Linked DNA regions of Homo sapiens: region 2 is linked to region 1. Evidence: chromatin loops called from intact Hi-C (ENCODE). Cell type or tissue: dorsolateral prefrontal cortex. All regions are shown on one strand.

The links. Peaks named below come from ENCODE experiments on the same cell type or tissue, not always from the same donor. Only the 100,000 strongest peaks of a DNase experiment are listed, where the experiment ranks them.
Region 2: it touches region 1 in a loop (2.5-fold over the local background); 2 of 110 quality-filtered maps call a loop at or near these places.

The regions. Positions count from the first base shown.
Region 1 is chr15:29,152,712-29,156,711 of GRCh38, forward strand. The region is part of intron 4 of ENTREP2 (endosomal transmembrane epsin interactor 2); the gene reads right to left. Among named protein-coding and RNA genes, the nearest start is that of NSMCE3, 120 kb to the right of the region's middle. In dorsolateral prefrontal cortex, no CTCF peak of the experiment used is centred here; no DNase peak of the experiment used is centred here.
Region 2 is chr15:29,219,527-29,223,526 of GRCh38, forward strand. The region is part of intron 3 of ENTREP2 (endosomal transmembrane epsin interactor 2); the gene reads right to left. Among named protein-coding and RNA genes, the nearest start is that of NSMCE3, 48 kb to the right of the region's middle. In dorsolateral prefrontal cortex, no CTCF peak of the experiment used is centred here; a DNase peak (open chromatin) is centred at 1,545.

The sequences.
Region 1 (4,000 bases):
GTTGTGGGCTATTACAAATAAAGCTGTTGTGAGCCTTTGTTTATAGGTTTTTGTGTGAACATAAGTTTTTGTTTCTCCGAGATAAATGTCCAGGAGCACAATTGCTGATTTGTACAGTAATTGCATGTTTAGTTTTATTTTAAAAACTGAAAAAATGCCTTCCAGAGTGGCTGAACAATTTTTAATTCCCACCAGCAGTGTATGAGTGATTGGGTTTCTCTGCATGATTGCCAACATTTGGTGTCACTGTTTGTGTTTTAGCTATTCTCATAGGTGCATAATGATACTCCTTTATAAAATGTTTTATTTTGCATTTCCCTGATGCTAATGATGTCGAACATCTTTTCATGTGCTTATTTGCCATCTAGAGATCCTCTTTGGTAAAATGTCTGTTCATGTTTTTTGCCCATTTTCTAATTGATTGTAATGTTTACTTTTTTTTTTTTGTAGTGTTGAGTTATGAGAGTTCTTTATGTATTCTAGGTACTAGTTCTTTGTCAGATAGGTGGTTTGCAAATATTTTCCCCCAGACTGTAGCTTGTCTTTTCATGTTTCACATAGAGTCTTAGTCAGCTCAGGCTGCTATTACAAAAATACCATAGACCAGGTAGCTCTAACAACAGTCACTTCTCACAGTCCTGAAGTCTGGAAGTCTGAGATCAGGGTGCCAGCCTGTTGGATTCTGGTAAGGGCCTGCTTCCTGGTTGAAGATGGCTAATGTCTCACTGTGTCCTTGCTTAGTGAAAAGAGGGCAGGGGAGCTCTCTGGTGCCTCTTTTAAAAGTGTATTAATCCCATCATGTGGAATCTACCCTCATGACCTAACAACCTCCCAAAGGCCCTGCCTCCTATTAAATAATAACATATTGGGAATTAGAATTTCAACATATGAATTTTGGAGGGACACAAGCATTAAGTCCATTATATCTGAGTTTTTAAAGAACAAAAAATTTTAATGTTCTTGAGATCCAACTGATCAACTTTTGTTCCATACTTTTGGTGTCAAGTCTAAAACTTTGTCAAGCCCCAGATTGTGAACAGTTTCTCCCATTTTTTTCTGAAAGTTTTTATAGTTTCATAGTTTGCATTTAAGTCTATGCTCCATTTTTGTTCTGAGACAGGGTCTTGCTCTGTTGCCCAGGCTGGAGTGCAGTGGCACAGTCATGGCTCACTGCAGCCTCGACCTTCTGGGCTCAAGTGATCCTCCCACCTCAGCCTCCTCAGTAACTGAGACCACACATGCATACCACTGTGCCCAGCTAATATCATCCATTTTAAGTTAAATTTTGAATAAGATGTGAGTTTTAGGTTTAGGTTCCTTTTTATGTTTTTAATTTCATTTTCCAAATGTTGTTAGTACATAGAAATGTGATTGATTTTTGTATGTCTATGTGATATCTTGAGACTTTGCTGAAATTGATATCTTGGGACTTTGCTGAAATTATTAGTTCTAACAATTTTTTGAAGATGCCAGGGGATTTTCTGTGTAGACAATCAGGCCATCTGCAAGTGTTTTATTGATTTCCTTCCATTTTATTACCTTTTATTATTATTATTGTTCTTTTTTTTTGCCTCGTGGTGCTAGCTAGAACCTTGAGCATTATAAATAAAAATATAAGATGACTAAGATCATGAAAGCAGACATCTCCATCTTGTGCTCTTAGAGGGTAAACTTGATGGAGTTTTAACAGTCGAAGTGCAATATAGCCTTCATTGAGAAGCTTACTCTCAAATCCATGTCAGAAATAGAAAAAAAAAAGATTTAGAATGATAGTATGTCCTTCAATTAAATCTTTTCATATACAAGTGTACAAAATACTGGACACACTCAAAAAGCTATCAGAAAACATGAATCTTTCACCACAAAGGCTATGGCATTAATCAGATTAGTTTCAGTTATCTAATCAAGGGGTTGGCAAGTGCTCAAGAGGAGACGGGGAATGCCACCCTCACTGACATGCTCTGTGCGTGTGCTAGGATGTGGGCACACAGAGTCTAGCAGCATCCTCAGGGCTCGTTCATGTATACATGAGCCCATGTGTTCCAATCTGTAACATCCTCTGGACAATTCCCTGTTCTCCTACAAACATCACTGCCCAATCCCCTTCCTCAGAAGCTGCTCATCAGTTCTCAAGCCCACACTGTGAAACAGTAAAGAAGTGTGATTAGGATAATATCATGGAAGGTGGTTAACATACAGTGTTTAAACACTTTCCCAAGTTTATAGAACCCCATGCACATGTGAAGGCAGAAAAATGAGTCCTGAACTTAAGAAGCGTTAGGCAGAACCGGCCGGGCGTGGTGGCTCATGCCTGTAATCCCAGCACTTTGGGAGGCCAAGGTGGGTGGATCACAAGGTCAGGAGATCGAGACCATCCTGGCTAACACGGTGAAACCCCGTCTCTACTAAAAATACAAAAAATTAGTCGGGCGTGGTGGCCGGCGCCTGTAGTCCCAGCTACTTGGGAGGCTGAGGCAGGAGAATGGCGTGAACCCAGGAGGTGGAGCTTGCAGTGAGCCAAGATCGCGCCACTGCACTCCAGCCTGGGCAACAGAACGAGACTCCATCTCATAAAAAGAAAAAAAAAAAAAAGAAGAAGCGTTAGGCAGAACCAAGGCAAGGCTCAGTTTAGGGCTAACTATTCCCCACTTTGGAGGTAAGGCCTATCCGAGTCCCTGAATGATGTGGGAACAGGCACTGTTCCTGTGTGAGCACCAGGCACTGTTATCACTAATCCTTTCAGGCAGTTCTTTTCCCAGACTCAGGTCGTTTCTTCATATGCACGTGCTAACCAGCATCCAACTGACAACTCCAGGCAGACCCTCTGAAGACCCCCATGTTTCTCTCCTGGTGCAGCTCTGCCCTCGATGGTGCTCTGTCCTAAGAACTCTTGTCTCCAGGCCTTGATCCCCCTCAGACTCTCAGCCCTCTACGCCCACCCCAGGGAGTCTGCAGGGACCCTGCTGTGTTCCCTTTCCAGCACTGAACCTGGAAACTGTCTCAAGGCAGTAAGCTGGGGCAATCGTAGGGCTCACCTCATTTATCACCCACCCCTCAGGGATCAGGGTTCTTCATTGCCTGATAGTGTCTTCCTACACTGTGTTCATTTTGGGGGGCTGTTTCAGGCAGGAGGTTAAATCCAATGTCCTGCTACTCCATCTTGGCCAGAAGCTCTTGGTGGCTTTTTTGTTTGCGTTTTCTAATGTTTGTAGCAGGACTAGGCGGACTGCCTTAGGGATCCTACTATAGGCATCTCCACTGCCCTCCCTGCTCCTACAGCTGCTAGACATGGAGCAGGATGGGGGCTTAGTTGTGGCAAACAGCAGGCACAGGTGGGGCTGGAGGGAGGCTGAGGAGCCTAGATTGTATTTTGCAGGTAATGGAATGCCACTGAAGATGTGTGATGCTGGGAAAGAGGTCATACAACCTGTTTTTTGTTGTTGTTGTTGTTTGTGGTGGTGGTGGCGTTTTTGTTTTGTTTTGTTTTGTTTTTGAGATGGAGTCTTGCTCCAGTCCATGCTGGAGTGCAGTAGCGTGATCTTGGCTCACTGCAACTTCCATCTCCCAGGTTCAAGCGATTCTCCTGCCTCAGCCTCCTGAGTAGCTGGGTCTACAGGTGCCCGCCACCATGGCTGGCTAATTTTTTTTGTATTTTTAGTAGAGATGGGGTTTCACCATGTTGGCCAGGCTGGTCTCGAACTCCTGACCTCAGGTGATCCACCCTCCTCGGCCTCCCAAAGTGCTGGGATTACAAGTGCAAGCCACGGTGCCTAGCCCATGCAACCTGTTTTGAGAATTGATTGAGAAAGACACCTTTGCAGGGAGGGCCTAGCACAGAACTATAGATGGAGTAAACATCGGTTGAAGTGAGACTGGACACAGGGCAGTGACCCGTGAGGCGGTACCGGAGAGGAGTCAAGCAGAGCCCAGGAGGAGGCATGCAGATGCCGGTCTGAGGGTGACTCTGAAGTTCAGAACAAAAGGGCGTGGCTGTTTACTG
Region 2 (4,000 bases), 67 kb after region 1:
ATAGCAGCACAGTTCGCAATTGCAAAACTGTGGAAACAATCCAAATGCCCATCAGTCAATGAGTGTACAAAGGAACTGTGGTGCATAAATATATATATATATATATATATATATATATATATATATATATATATATATGATGGAATACTACTCAGCCATAAAAAGGAATGAATTAATGGCATTTGCAGTGACCTGGATGAGATTGGAGACTACTATTCTAAGTGAAGTAAATCAAGAATGGAAAACCAAACATCGTATGTTCTCACTAATATGTGGGAGCTAAGCTATGAGGATGCAAAGGTGTAAGAGTAATACAATGGACTGTGGGTACTTGAGGGGAAAAGTAGGAAGGGGGTGAGGGATAAAGGACTACAAATAGGATGCAGTTATGCTGCTCTGGTGATGGGTGCACCAAAATCTCACAAGTCACCACTAAAGATCCTACGCATGCAACCAAATACCACCTGTTCGCCAATAACTTATGGAAAAATAAAAAATAAAAATAAAAAAGAAAATTGGAAATTAAAGCTTTAAGTAGAGAGGCGAGACAGTAGGCCAGAAGTCGCTGTGCTTAATGGCAGCAGCCCTGGCCACCTGCCTGATTTCTAGGGCTTATTTGAGGCTGTGGGCTGGGGAGACCCGCTGGGCTGGCTCAGGGGTCTGCGTGGGCTGGCTCCAGTGCCCAGCCTAGAACCTTCAGGGACTTGGCCTACGCAAAGCCTGGCCTACTAGTTTTCATTTAGCGCATGTGAATTCAGAGAAACCAGGATCAGAAAGGTTCCTATTAGGTCTGTTATGATTCTGTCCAAGCTCATTAGAATTTAAATTTTTACCTTTAAACGCACGTTATTTTTGGCTCTGCATTGCATTTATTATTATATTTTATGCAAAGAAGCCTGGCCTTTATGACCGATCAGTATTTGTGATTTTTCACTTTTCATGCAATTAAAGCCCATTAGAACACAGCCACGTGGCACAGGAAATGCACTCATGTGGCTGAGGAAGGAGAGGAGCTGCCGCATTCTTTGTTTCTAATTGTGCTTTATCTGCTAATTGCGTTTCTACCTGCTCCACAGGAACGGTGGGAAACTTACATCGAAAAATATATATCTAAAGGAATTTAGAACTCCTTTAAAATCTCAAATCTGATGAGAATCTAGGGTTTTCTTTGGTGCATGAACGTGTATACACAAAACATTTAGGAAAAAGTTATTTAATTCCAGAAAATAGAACCTTTATTATATAAATTATACAATTAAGTCTTATAACATTCGTTGACCTTTTAGGGAAAAAAAAAAACTACCTGCTTTTCATTTCTAGCATCAGATATTTCACCTTTATTTTGGTCTTCATTTCGTCATATTCCGTTTGCTAATTCATCTCTTGCTCTGCAACAGATGTTCAAATTATTTGTGAAATAGTAGATCTGAGTCACAGGCTTTTAATTTTTCATTTCATGTGTGCCATCGTGAAGAGGGAGAGAGAGACAGGATGAGAATAAATCTGAGGACTGTGGGAATCTGCGATGCCAGTTGGAACTCCTGCCAAGAAGGAAATTGTCAAGTGAGAGCACCAAGCCAGAATCTGGAGTTCTCTTTGAAAGCATGTCTTCCTAGGACACAGCAACCGTTCCTACAGCCCTGGGAATTTTTACACCACCTTTTAATGCAAATGACACTTTTTTTTTTTTTTTGAGACGGAGTCTAGCTCTGTCGCCCAGGCTGCAGTGCAGTGGCACAATCTTGGCTCACTGCAACCTCTGCCTCCTGGGTTCAAGTGATTCTCCTGCCTCAGCCTCCCAAGTAGCTGGGATTATAGGTGCCCACCACCACGCCCAGCTAATTTTTGTATTTTTAGTAGAGACAGGGTTTCACTGTGTTGGCCAGGCTGGTCTCGAACTCCTGACCTCATGATCTGCCCACCTCGGCCTCTCAAAGTGCTGGGATTACAAGTGTGAGCCACCACGACCGACACTTTCAAGGACAGCTTAGCTTGCTGAGTTAGTAACGTTCACACAAGCCTCCTCTTGAACAGGAAAATAAGACTGGCACTCCTGAGGCACTCTTATCACACGAGAGACATGGAATAAGTTAGAGATTCCTCCTCCCTGTCTTGCCTTCGTCTCCTTCTGAGGCTCTTCTGTTAATAATGTAGACTTGCACTTTTAGGCCCGACTCAGAAATTTCATTAATTAGCACGGTCATCAAAGTAGAGCTCCACTTTGCTGACAGAAAGGGAGAAAGGGCTAAAGAGAATCGTGCTGGGTAACAGGAAAATAAGGAACACTGCACGATTTTCCACCACAGAGACCCAAGCAAGAATGTTCGCAGCAGCAGTGCTTGGAATAACAAAAGATTGGAAAGAATCGACATGAGGTTCTGTCAAGTTAACTTGGGAAAACAGTGTTTCAAAAACATTAAATTAGGAGCTCTCCTGCATGACTTCTCCAACTTGTAACATTTCAGTGTGTGTTGTTGTCAGAGGTGTTTGAACCAGAGTAACTCCATCTTGGATAGGGGCTGGGTAAAATAAGGCTGAGACCTACTGGGCTGCATTCCCAGATGGTTAGGCATTCTAATGAGGTAGGAGGTCAGCACAAGATACAGGTCATAAAGACCTTGCTGATAAAACAGTTTGCAGTAAAGAAGCTGGCCAAATCCCATCAAAACCAAGATGGTGACAAGAGTGATCTCTGGGTCATCCTCACTGCTACACTCCCATCAGCGCCATGAGTTTACAAATCCCATGACAATGTCAGGAAGTTACCCTATATGGTCAAAAAGAAAAGGCATGAATAATCCTCCCCTTGTTTAGCATATCATCACGAAATTACCATGAAAATGGGCAACCAGCATCCCTTAGGGCTGCTCTGCCTATGGAGAGCCATTCTTTATTCCTTTACTTAATAAACTTTCACTTTACTCTATGGGCTCGCCTCTAATTCTTTCTTGCGCAAGATCCAATAGCCCTCTCTTGGGGTCTGGATTGGGACCCCTTTTCGGTAACACTGTCACCCTCCAAGAAGAGAGGCTGAGCATGCTGAGTGGACCACGTTTTCCTCCTCCTCTTCCTTCTTACATTTAAAATAACACCCATTTGCATCTCCCGTCACTCATGCTCAGGAGAATGTGCTGTGAGAAGTGCAGAATGAGATGTTCAGGAGAGGTTCAGGGGCCTGCTTCAGTCTCCAGACATTCCAGCTTCCGAGGGGGCCCTGCAGGGCCACCAGCTCCCTCACGCTCACCCCACTAGGAATTACTCTATTTACAGACAAAAATGCCTGCCAGTTGGTATTTGTCCTTTCCTAGAACATACCATAAATACAAAGCAATAAAGAATAACGTTTTTATGAGTTTAAGTTTTTGTCTGGTCTCTAATCCAGCAGAATAGCATGTGATACAATCTCATGACTTTCAGAGCTATACAGGAGAAAACTGCTCATAGCAGTGTCGTGTGTTTCCAGGCAAAACTGAAAACATGAATACAGCACTGGACACCTGGTCAGTCCTTAACAAATTACTCTCCGTTGCTCAACTTCAATGACAAGAACAAATCAAACAAAGAAGCTGGGCAGGGCTGCTGCTGACTGGTCACCTGACGGCCAATGGACAGTGACTTTTAAAGTTTACTTTCTTTTATTCTTGGGGGAGATCATATAGTATTTGAGGGTATAGTTGGGGAACACCACATTAAAAAATCGCAATTCTTAGCTTCTCTTGAAAAGTTTCGAGTTCCAGGTTCACTAGGCCGTGGGTGGCAGCCGCTCCCTCCAGACAAGTCCTCCTGGTTCTGGGCTGGAGAGAGTTTGTCTGGCTTGGCTCCCGGCAGCCTCTGGGATTCTGTTTCTTCCTCTCTGCAAAGAAAGGTGCCCAGCTCCAATGGCTCTCTATCTTCCATGTGGGGACACCTCTTCTGCTGTCATATCTGCACCTGTGAGCCTGTTCCTTCGTAGACATGCTAGCGGGGAGTCCAGTGGACACAGACACACATACATGGGTTG